2 separate regions of the Homo sapiens genome follow, and region 2 is linked to region 1. Evidence: read pairs that join two places in POLR2A ChIA-PET (ENCODE). Cell type or tissue: GM12878. All regions are shown on one strand. Each heading gives the region's core, and the rest is flanking DNA. Links, peaks and the distances in the headings are about the cores only.

Region 1 (5,374 bases), core at 60-5,059:
AACCAAGGGCATGGATGTGGGATGGCCCATTACCTGGAGGTACCTGCTGCACAGCAGCCTCCTGGTAGCTTGGAAATTACGTCACTAGCCATAGGCACGGCCTGCCAGAGGCACCATGTGGTCCACTGAGGTGGGACCTAACTGGGTAACAGTGAATTTTTTCCCCGTGGGTCAGCCTTGACCTGGATGATCTCCCACCCACCCTTGACCTGGATGATCTCCCAACCCTCCCTTGACTGGGATGATCTCCCACCCACCCTTGACCGGGATGATCTCCCAACCCACCCTTGACCGGGATGATCTCCCAACCCACCCTTGACCGGGATGATCTCCCAACCCACCCTTGACCGGGATGATCTCCCAACCCACCCTTGACCGGGATGATCTCCCACGCACCCTTGACCGGGATGATCTCCCACCCACCCTTGACAGGGATGATCTCCCACCCAGAAATGACTTCACCTCCCTAAGTTCCTTGGTAGGGAACTTGAGGGGTGGTTAGAAACTTCCACTCAACTCACTGCATAATAACTCAGGACAGGAGAGGATAAGAACAGCTCTTTGTGTCACCGGCACCACTAGGAGAAACAGCCTAAAAGGCAGGGAGAGCAGCTTGGAGAATTCCAGCAGCTTCAAACTACACCACCAGGATCTCTGTGGGTCTCAGTTTCCATGTCTGTAAAATGGGGAGAATAATACATGCCAAGTGACCATCCTCCCTCAGCAAGAGAACTTTGTGAGTAATAATTGTCATGACAGCACTTTCCAAATGTGTAGGATCAGCGAGAAAGAGATTTCACAGAGATTTCACAGGGCATCAACAGCTCAGGGGATGTTGGCTACAGGCGGGGAAAGCACCTATATGCCCTTCTACCTGCCGCACCCACGGAGGAGGCTCAGCTGGAAGGACAGGTGCACTCCTTCCAGAATACTCTGAAATCATTGTGGGTGCCCAGTAAGCACTTCTTGGTCAGAGTCTGAGAGTAACAACTGAAAGTACTGAGGGCTCAAAATCACCTGCTCCAGTTAATCATTTTGAGGGCTTTGGTGTCATATCCTTCCCTGAGTTACGTCTTCTTTCTCAGGCACATGTCCGTGAGGCCCCTGTGTATCTGGGTAGGTCAAACTGCATTGGGTGCATACTTTTTCTTGGTCAGCATCTCGGTTTCTATTTCTAAAGTCAAAAGAAGTGCCTCGATTCCTCCCAAGACTTGACAAGCCCAGCAGGGTTGGTGGCTTCTTTGCTGTGTTGCTGAAAATGGAACAGGCTGCCCTGGAGGTGGTGAGCCCCCTGCCCCGGAGATGTTCAGTGAGATCACCTGTGACTACATGCTGTGCTAAGGACCTTGTGTGCCTCACCTTCATCACTGCAACAACCCATGAGGAGCCCATATCATGATCACCTCCATCTCACAGATAACAGGGGAGGGTACCTGCCACACAGCAGCCTTCTACTAACTTGGGAATCACGCCACTAGCCATAGGCACAACCTGCCAGAAGCACCATGTGGTCCACTGAGGTGGGAGCTAACTGGGTAACAGTGAATTTTTTCCCTGTGGGTCAGCCATGACGGCTCCCCCACCCCGCCTTTGACCGGGATGATCTCCCACCCAGAGATGACTTCACCTCCCTAAGCCAGACAGGACTGAATGGGAGAACAGCTGGGGAGGTGCATGCAGCACAACCTGGAAAGTGTGTGTGTGTGAGTGTGAGTGTGTGTGAGAGACTGTGTGTGTGTGAGAGAGAGAGAAACAGAGAGAGAGAGGGTGAAAGAGAGAGAATTGCTTTTGTATGAATCTGTCTCTTTCTTTTTCTTTCTTTTTTTCAGCAAACCACAGACCGGCTACACATTCTTGGGCAGTTTCCTGAAGATGAACTTAAGATTTTGAGAGAGAGAGAAAAAAAAGAAAAGAGTAGGGGTGGAGGAAGAAGCGAGGCAGAAAGTAATCAAGCTCACGTGCATGTGCATGCGCGTGCTCACACACACACACACACACACTCTTCACACACAACTCCTGGCAATAAGGAAGTGAGACTAGATCTTTTTCATGAATGGGCTTAACTCAGCCTTGCTGAACTTCCGCTCTCCCATTCACCAGCATTCAAATTTCACCTTCTGACCATCCAAGGCAGCTGGCTGCTGGCCCAGGAACTAAGAGCACTTTGAGATCATCCCTCTGACCACAGGCAACTGTGTGCTTGCAAGGAATCTTCTTTCCTGAGCCGGTAAATTCAAAATGACCAGGGTGTTCACAGGGTACCAGGTTTGAGGGCCACTGACCCTTGAACCCCCAACCCTACCTACTGCCCTATTCACCCAGGACCACAGCTTACACTCTGGAAAAGCCAAGAAATGACAGCAGGCAATGCACACGGAGGAAACATTTCTGCACAGCAACTGCACAGGAGGACAGCCCAGGTGAACTCTCTGGGGAACGTTCACGCCTGCCTTAAATTAGGCTGGGGGAAATGACAGTCACCATTTTGGAAAGGACACTTTATGCCTTTTCCCATGGGAGCTAGGGAGCAATGAACTGGGGCGTGTGACCTATAAGTGTGCCATTCTTTCGTATTGGGTGGGAGCTAGGCGAGGCACAGGCAGCGGTGGAAGTTTCTGTTCCCTTGAAAATCAGCCTCGAGATGCCTGGCAGGGTGTGTCCAGGCAGTGGAAGGACCGGTGAAGGGTCTTGAGCAAAAGTCACTTCATGTTGCTGTGCCCCAGCTTCCTCATTTGTCAAGAGGTGGCAATAAGACCTCCCTGGGACAACCACTGGGGTGACCCAGTGAGCTAAGGCCAAAGACCTGACTCCCCAGTGTGAATGACCCGGGCTCATCGGCAACCCAGTTAGGGAAACCCCTACCACCTAGAGCTGACAAAGCAGGTGCCACTGTTCCGAAAGGATAAGGATAGCTTTATCTCTGAACTTCCAGAAATGGTGACTGTGACAGACTAGTGGCCCAGAAGCGAGGAAAGCGATGGGAGGCAGACAGGGCTGGCCTGCCCCAAGACCAAAGGAGGAGCAGGAGAGAAGTCGGGGTAGAGACACCACGGAGGCTCAGCTTTTCTTTTCCTGATTTCTTTCCCCTCTCCTGCAAGTCCTTCTAATGGAAGCTCAAGGAGGCAACGGAGAAAGGGACATCCTTTTCCTGACTCCACCTTGTATCCTTAGAATCCTCATGCAGGCTCCCTGGTCCCCACACTTGGGCTACAGGGGGTTTCCAAGCCCTGTGTCTTACAATGTTTGGGCCCAGAGGCAGGAGCATAGACGAGATGACCTTCAGAGCACCTTCCCCGCTTGGGGCAAGGAGTCTTTCTCCAAGGCTGAATCTAGGGCAGCATGCTAGAGAACTGCATTCCACTCCTTGCAGCTGCTGAGCTACTGGGTCCAGCTCTGGGCACTGGGAATGGACTCGGAAATACCAGTGGGCTTTGTTTGGGCCGATTACTCACAGTACAGGAATGATATCCATTCCACTGGACTTTCTAGGAACTTGCCTGCAGCTGGAGCGGTCCCTGTCCCTAGGTTTCCTCTAGCACAGAGAGGCTGCTAGCAGAGGCCTGGCTGGGGAGGGAATGTGCAGCTTACAGGGGATGCCAGTGGGCCCCAGGAAGCACTGATGCAATGCTCTTTTTATTAAGTTGGGCTCTGAGCCCTTCTCCCCTGTGATAACTTCCGGGAGTAGCTGTCCCCATTTCCCTGGTCTCCTCTCCCTCTCCTGCTTCAAGAGCCAAATTCCTGCAGGACAGCAGCACCTGAGGAATCCGAATTCACACAATAGTAATGCAGGTGGACAGAGGAAATGCCTGTTGGTCTAAGGAGCTTGGGTAATAAAGGTTGCCGTCTGCCGAAGCCTCACATGCCAGGTGCGTGCCCAGCCCTGCAGGCTCTGCCTCCCTCAATCCTTCCAGCACCCTGGTTGTGCAGGTGCTGTCCTTGTGACCTTTTTACACATGAGGAAGTGGAGCCTTAGGTCAGGAAATGCTTTTAAGATCACGTAGTTAGCAAATGGCAGAGCTGGGAATTAAGTCCATTTCTGCTCAATTACAAAACACGCGAGTTTAGTCACTGGACTCCGATTTTTGTGTGTACTGTAGTAGCTCGGCTTTTATGAGAACCGGAGATTAAGCTCCCTGAGGGTAAAGGCTATGTCTTATTTTTTATTTTCTTTTATTTTCTACCCTATTTATCTCTATAAGATGCCAGGAACTCGTTTTAAAATGCACCTGCCAAAACATGCTGAGATGGTGGGCGGCGGCTGCCCATGGATGATATGGAGGCCACTGCAGCTGAAGGGACAAAAATCAACCCTGGAACTGTCCATGCTGCAGACAGACCTTTCAGTTTGCTCTCACCCTGCTTCTCCCGTGGCTGTGGTATTTTTCTCCCGTCTGCCTCCTGGTTTCTGCCCACTGGAGGCTTTTCCAGCCTCGTGACCTCTATTACTGCCCCCTCTCTGCAAATGCCTGCACCTACTCATCGCCCTGTCTTCAAGCCGCTACCGCATGACTGAGGTTCCTTTACTCTTCTTCCCTGTGCCACGTCCCTGTTCCCTAACGGCTCCTCTGGCTCGCTCTCTGTGTCTCTAAGCGCCTGGGCCACCTCACTCTCCATTCCTGCTGAGGGTGTCTGAGAGAGTCCCTGATGGGTTAGTGACAACCCAAATCTGGAGATACCTGTTGGTCCCAGTCTCACCAGCTTAGCTTTTAGGCTGCCCACATTCTGTAAGGCAGTGGTCTGCAACCTTTTTGGCACCAGAGATGGGTTTCGTGGGCGACAATTTTTCCATGAATGGGGCAGGGGAGGAAAGGGTGGTTTCAGGATGACTGAAGCACATGACATTTATTGTGCACTTTATTTCTATTATTACTACATTATAATATATTATGAAATCATTATACAACTCACCATAATGTAGAATCAGTGGAAGCCCTGAGCTTGTTTTCCTGCAACTAGACAGTCCCATGTGAGGGTGATGGGAGACAGTGAGAGATCATCAGGCATTAGGGTTTCACAAGGAGCACGCAGCCTAGATCCCTCGCAAGCGCAGTTCACAGTAGGGTTTGTGCTCCTATGAGAATCTTATGCAGTCGCCAATCTGACAGGGGGTGGAGCTCAGGTGGTGATGTGAGCAATGGGGAGTGGCTATAAATACAGATGAAGCTTCACTCACTTGCCCACCATTCATTTCCTGCGTGTGGCCAGGATCCCCCCGATAGCAGCGGCTCACCTCAGGTCCTCCAATTTAAAGAGCAGGCACTTGAAGCTCAGAAACATTAAGCAACTTGCCTGAGGTCACACATTTAGAAGGTGATAGAATCCAGATCAGAACACACATCAGTCTGGGAAGATGAAAAAAAATCTGGAGATGAAC
Region 2 (5,374 bases), core at 273-5,272, 130 kb before region 1:
TGCACTATGATCATACCTATGAGTAGCCACTGCACTCCAGCCTAGGCAACATACGAAGCCCTGTTTCAAAAAATAAATTGGTACTTAAGCTAATTTGTTAGTTTTTTAAATCATCTGTAACTGAAAATATCCTCGATATCCTCATTGATACTGTATATTATTATTACTATCATCTTCCCATGTATATCAAACCTTTGTCATTAGATCATAATGTCCTTTGGAACAAAAATGAACTAAAATGAACTTACTGAGCAGTATGCTGCCATTCCACCTAGTACAGATCTGGCATATAGCAGGTTCTCGTCCATTCACACTTCATATTGGATACTAATTTCACCCTGGTATCTATGGATTTTCAGCATTTTTTTTTTTGAGATGGAGGAGTCTCGCTCTGTCGCCCAGGCTAGGTTGCAATGGTGCAATCTTGGCTCATTGCAACCTCCACCTCCTGCGTTCAAGTGTTCTCCTGCCTCAGCCTCCCAAGTACCTGAGACTACAGGCATGCACCACCACGCCAGCTAATTTTTGTATTTTTAGTAGAGACTGGGGTTTCACCATGTTGGCCAGGCTGGTCTCAAAGTTCTCACTTCGGGTGATCCGCCCACCTCAGCCTCCCAAAGTGCTGGGATTACAGCGGTGAATCACCGTGCCCGGCCCAGACTTTGAGCATCTTTAAGGCAGAAAGAGGAGGTGGCCAGAGTCCCAGGTAGGATGATGGCCTGCTGCTGCTTTGTCTTTTTACTGTCCTATAATGAGCGGAAAGTAAAATAGTTAATAGACTAGTTCATCCTTATTGAGCACCAGGGATTGTACACACCGGATCATCATTCTTCCTATCAGTTACCTGTGGGTATATTATTAATGCCCTGTGTTGCAGATTGGAAATTTATGCTCAACAATGATATTTAACTTATGTAGATCACACAGCCTCTACATAGCATAATTTAGGATCCTGTGCTCAAATTACTGTATCCATAACTTTTTGTCATCCCACTTTAAAGAAAATGAAATTAGAAGTCTTAGACAATGCATTCTGAGTATGGCTTACATACTCAGTAAAATGGTATACAGCTCTAATCAACAGACCCAGACTCAAAAAGCTTTGGACTGCTACCAAGAGATTGGTAAATAAATGTACATTAACTTTAAATAAAATGTGTATGGTATGTATGATTCATTTTTTATGATTTCTCACTTTCCCAACATTTTCAGATAACTCATCGTTTCCTCAGTCACATCAGAGAGATCCTGATGGTTTTCTTTTTGGAACTTAACAGTTTAAAAACCTAAATAGGATCATGCCAAACATATTGTTCTGTGACTTGATTTTTTTCAGTGAATAATCATCTCTTGGAGTCTTGCTATGCCAGTACATATACATCTACTTCATTCATTTTAAGTGCAGAATGCTTTTCAATAGCAAGGATATGCCAGAATTTTACGACTTCCCATAATTAATGGCATTTGGGGGCCCTCCTTCACCAGTTGTTTGCTTGTATACATAATGTGCCATCAGCATCGTCGCACTTGCTTCTTTATGCATTCAAGTGCCAGTGGAAGGAGAAAGAGCTTGAAGTCCTGATTCTATCAATTAAGTGGTCCAAGAAAGAGAATGAGCATCTTGAGGTCTCCATCTTCAACAGCCTTACAGTCTGGAGGGAAGCAGACACACACACAGCTTTTACTTAGGGAGACGGGGGTCAATTGAAGGTTAAGGGAGTGCAAAAAGAGGGAGACTGAGGGGTTCAGTCGAGGGGATGACTGAGAAGGCTGCCTGGAGGAGGTGTGCTTGAGTCCTGGGTTCAAGGGTTAAAAGGCTCTGATACTTGGTCTGCTAATCTTTCTTATCGTATCGTTGCCTGGCAGTATGCCTGTTATTTGAGTGGACTCTTCTTGGACCATTTGCTTGGATGAACAGTGGGCAGAAGTGGAAAGGAAGGGTGCTCTGGACAAAGGTGACAAAGCCCAGGAACAAAAGTCGGAAGGTGCACAGTGTGCCCAGAGGGCCAGGAATTGGGTGGAGTGACTGGCTCCTTGGTCGCTTGCAAGTAGCATGAGAATAGAGAGGGCTGGGAGATGCATTAAAAAGCACCAGGACAAATTTAGGTTTGCACAGAAAAGGACGTTTCGTCAGGGTACGTGAGGAAAGTTGAGTAGAGAATTTAGGAATGGAGCAGACGACTCTGGTTGGGATGATGAGAGCGGAGAGACAGATCCATGTTCTTTCCAGGTGCCCCAGCAGCTCCAGGTCTCGCTGAACCTGTTACTATGGCAGCGTCTATGCTTCACTTTTGAGGATTGCTTCTGCTTTGAAATAGCCGTGTGGAAGAAAAACTACAAAGTTTTGAGGGGGAAAAAACCCACCTAACTTTAGCTGCCGTTGTGTCTTCATCTGTAAAAATCTTCTTCATGTCTCATGGATTTCAACATGCAGTTTATCTTGGTTTGTTCCATAAAACATCAGATGCAACTTTAATGGCCTAACCCCAAAAAGATAACTTGGCAGCCATCAAGCATTCAGCAGCGTTCCAAATGCCCTCTTGCTGGAGCCAGCCTTCTACGGGGCCATGTGGATGTCAGGCACACACAATTTGAGTCACGCTGACATAGCTGGGATGCCTGGATTGCACTGGAATCTGGGGGGTACCAATCACAGGCCAGAGAGAAGCCATTGGCTGGAAGGAACAATGCCAGCGTGTTCACCGTCTCTGCAGAAGGAGGGGGTGTTGATGGTGAGGGGAATGACAGTTGCAGCCAAAGGAGCAAAATGACCCCAAAGCAGGGTGGGCACATGTCATTGATGCTGGGCAGAAGCACTCCAGGGGCTCAGGTCATGACCACACCCCTTTTCTCCTGCCCCACAACCAGAAAAACTAAGAAGGTACAAGATTTTCCCTAAAACTTAATGTACAGAATGCCCTGCTGTCTTCAGGTTTTTGGGAAATCCAGGGTTGACAACAACAGCCCAAATATATGAAGCACTTACCTCTACCAGGCACTGTCTGTATCTTACAAATAATTCGTTTAATTCTCACAACTCCTTAATGAGGTAAGTTTTACAATTTCCATTTTATGATGAGGGAAACTGAGGCTTAGAAAGATTAAGAAACTTGCCCAAATCCTGCAGCCAGAAATGGGCAGAATCAAGACATGAACCACAGTCTCTCAAAAGCCAAAGCCTGGGCACTCACTACTACCCTCAACAGCCCGGTGGCTGGTTCATGCCATCTCTGCCACCCTCACACAGCCACCTCTTGGATGGTAGAACCCTGTGTGTTGAACAAGTAGAGTAACATTCTAAAAGGATTCTTTTTCCTCCCCTGTTTTCCTGGGGGCTGAGTAGACATGTTTAAACATGCTGTTCATCTGACACTTGTTTACTTCAGTGGCTATGATGTGCAAGACCCCAGACCAGGAACAGTAAGAGGGCATGAGGATAACCCAGCGTGGAGACCACTCTGGAGGAGGCTGCAGACTGGAGGCGCTGTTGTAGCCAGCTGCATTTTGGAGGCTGGGTTGCCTGTCTTAGATCTCTAATGAGTTTGGTCATTATTTTTTCAGCCAGGGTTTTCTTCCTCCCTCCCTGTCTTCCTTCCCTTTCTCCTTCCTTCCTTCATTCCTTCCTTCCTTTCTTCCTTCCTTCTTTCCTCCCTCCCTCCCTCCCTCCCTCCCTTCCTTTCTCTCTTTCCTTCTATCTTTTATTTTCTCTCTTTCTCTGTCTCTCTCTTTCTCTCTTTCTTCCTCCCTCCCTCCCTTTCTCTCCTTCTTTCTTTCTCCCTCCCTCCTCTCCTCCCTCTCTTGGTCTCTCTCTCTCTCCCTTCCTTCCTTTGTTCTTTCAAGATTTTTCTTTCTTTCTTTCTTTCTTTTAAAGGTGTAAGCCTTTTTCTGGTTCACTACATGCCAAGGACTGCGCTAAATCATTCACATAAAACCACCAGCGTGCATCACCTCATTTGGTCCTCCCACAGTCTAACGGGTAGGTACTGTCATTACCCTCATTTTAAGAAAATGAAGAAACTGAAGCTCAGAGAGGTGAATTGATGTCTCCACCGTCTGCCTGATTCAGTACCCTGCACCCTTAACCACTATAAAAGAACAACATGCCAATAGTTCCCTAATGCTGTAAAAGGCACTGTTTTAAACGCATCCTTTATATCAACTCACTCACTCCTCCAAACAGGCGCAATAGAAATTACTATTATCCTTGTTTAATACATTGGGAAACCAAAGCACAGAAAAGTCATGTAATTTTCCCCAGGTCACCCAGCTAGTAAGTGACAGAGCTGGGCTTCTGTTTCACCGAGGAAGACATTCCTCAGTTTTTGTTCTGTTTTGTTTTTCACTTGAAATCCCCCGCGATGGCCCAGAGTGGAATGCCAGGGTCCTGAGAATAAAGTCTCTGAGCTGAACTGGGAAGGGGTGCCAGTGGCAGCTGTGTCCCCTACAGCTCTGGAAGGTGGAGGCGGTGGAGACAGCAACTACACAGCAGCCACAAGCCTGGGTCCCTGCCAGGGGAGACCTCAAAGTCCCCTCGAGGGTTGGCTTCTCTGTGCTGGGCCGTGCACAAAGGCGAGTCATGGCTTCCAGGAGGCCAGCAGAACATGGTCCTCGGGAGAGGAGAAAGCCCGAGGGAAGGGCTGATGGGACCTCAGCCCTCAGCTCTGAGAAGGGCTGCTCTTTAGGAGAGGGGATGTAGGTAACAGCTCCACCAAGAGCCAGGCAAGCAAAAGTAGGTTTCTGTTTGAGCAGCAGCTGGGGAATTTCAGGGAGAGAGAGGAATCCGTTCCCAACAGTGCATAATGTTCAACCCTGGAAGAGGTGACCATCAAGGGGGCCTCTAGAAAGAGTAGACGGGCTGCCCTTAGGCTGGCCTCTTTATTATCTCTGCCCCTGACCTTTGGGAATCCTGTCCATCTTTGAGTCCCTGGCGCCAGTGACTCCACTCTGCGAATCCCTTCCTGACCAGCCATCCCCCACACCCGTAAGACTCCAAGTTCTTTTTGGGGGACAGAAACCCCAAGTGTGCTGAGGTCCAGGCTGCTCCACATTCATCCCTGGGTGGGCTGTGGCTCAAACCAGTCATTTGGGTGACAGAAGTCTCAGACACTCTGGAAGCTGGCCCAGTTGGTCCTGGTGCCCCCAAGAACACTCATACCCTATTCTCCTGCAGCAAATATACCCTCTCTACTATTCGTTTGGCCTTGGCTATTAGGTATCATGTGACCTCGCTGGTGTGGCATCTCCTGGTGTTAGCGGCTTCTTGCATGAGTACATTTCTCAGATGATCAGACAACATTTATTGAACACTTACCATGTGCCACCTACCGCTGTAACTGCTTTATGGGGTTATCCATTTAATTCTCCCAAGAACCCC

Evidence for each region. ChIA-PET counts read pairs that join two places held together with the same protein. Peaks named below come from ENCODE experiments on the same cell type or tissue, not always from the same donor. Only the 100,000 strongest peaks of a DNase experiment are listed, where the experiment ranks them.
Region 2: POLR2A ChIA-PET joins it to region 1 with 6 read pairs; 9 of 35 experiments call an interaction of 5 or more read pairs at or near these places.

The regions. Positions count from the first base shown.
Region 1 is chr12:4,114,934-4,120,307 of GRCh38, reverse strand. LOC124900317 (a long non-coding RNA gene) reads left to right here and starts at 2,089. Exons shown (of 4, transcript XR_007063173.1): 1 at 2,089-2,420. It also overlaps the pseudogene RPL18P9. RefSeq lists enhancers at 1,801-1,930, 2,332-3,326 and a silencer at 2,411-2,460. In GM12878, for the core only: a CTCF peak has its summit at 2,763; DNase peaks (open chromatin) are centred at 1,007 and 2,017; H3K4me3 peaks cover 3,315 bases; H3K27ac peaks cover 4,487 bases.
Region 2 is chr12:4,250,042-4,255,415 of GRCh38, reverse strand. All of the region lies in intron 1 of CCND2-AS1 (CCND2 antisense RNA 1), which reads left to right. Among named protein-coding and RNA genes, the nearest start is that of CCND2, 21 kb to the left of the region's middle. In GM12878, for the core only: CTCF peaks have their summits at 4,079 and 4,723; no DNase peak of the experiment used is centred there.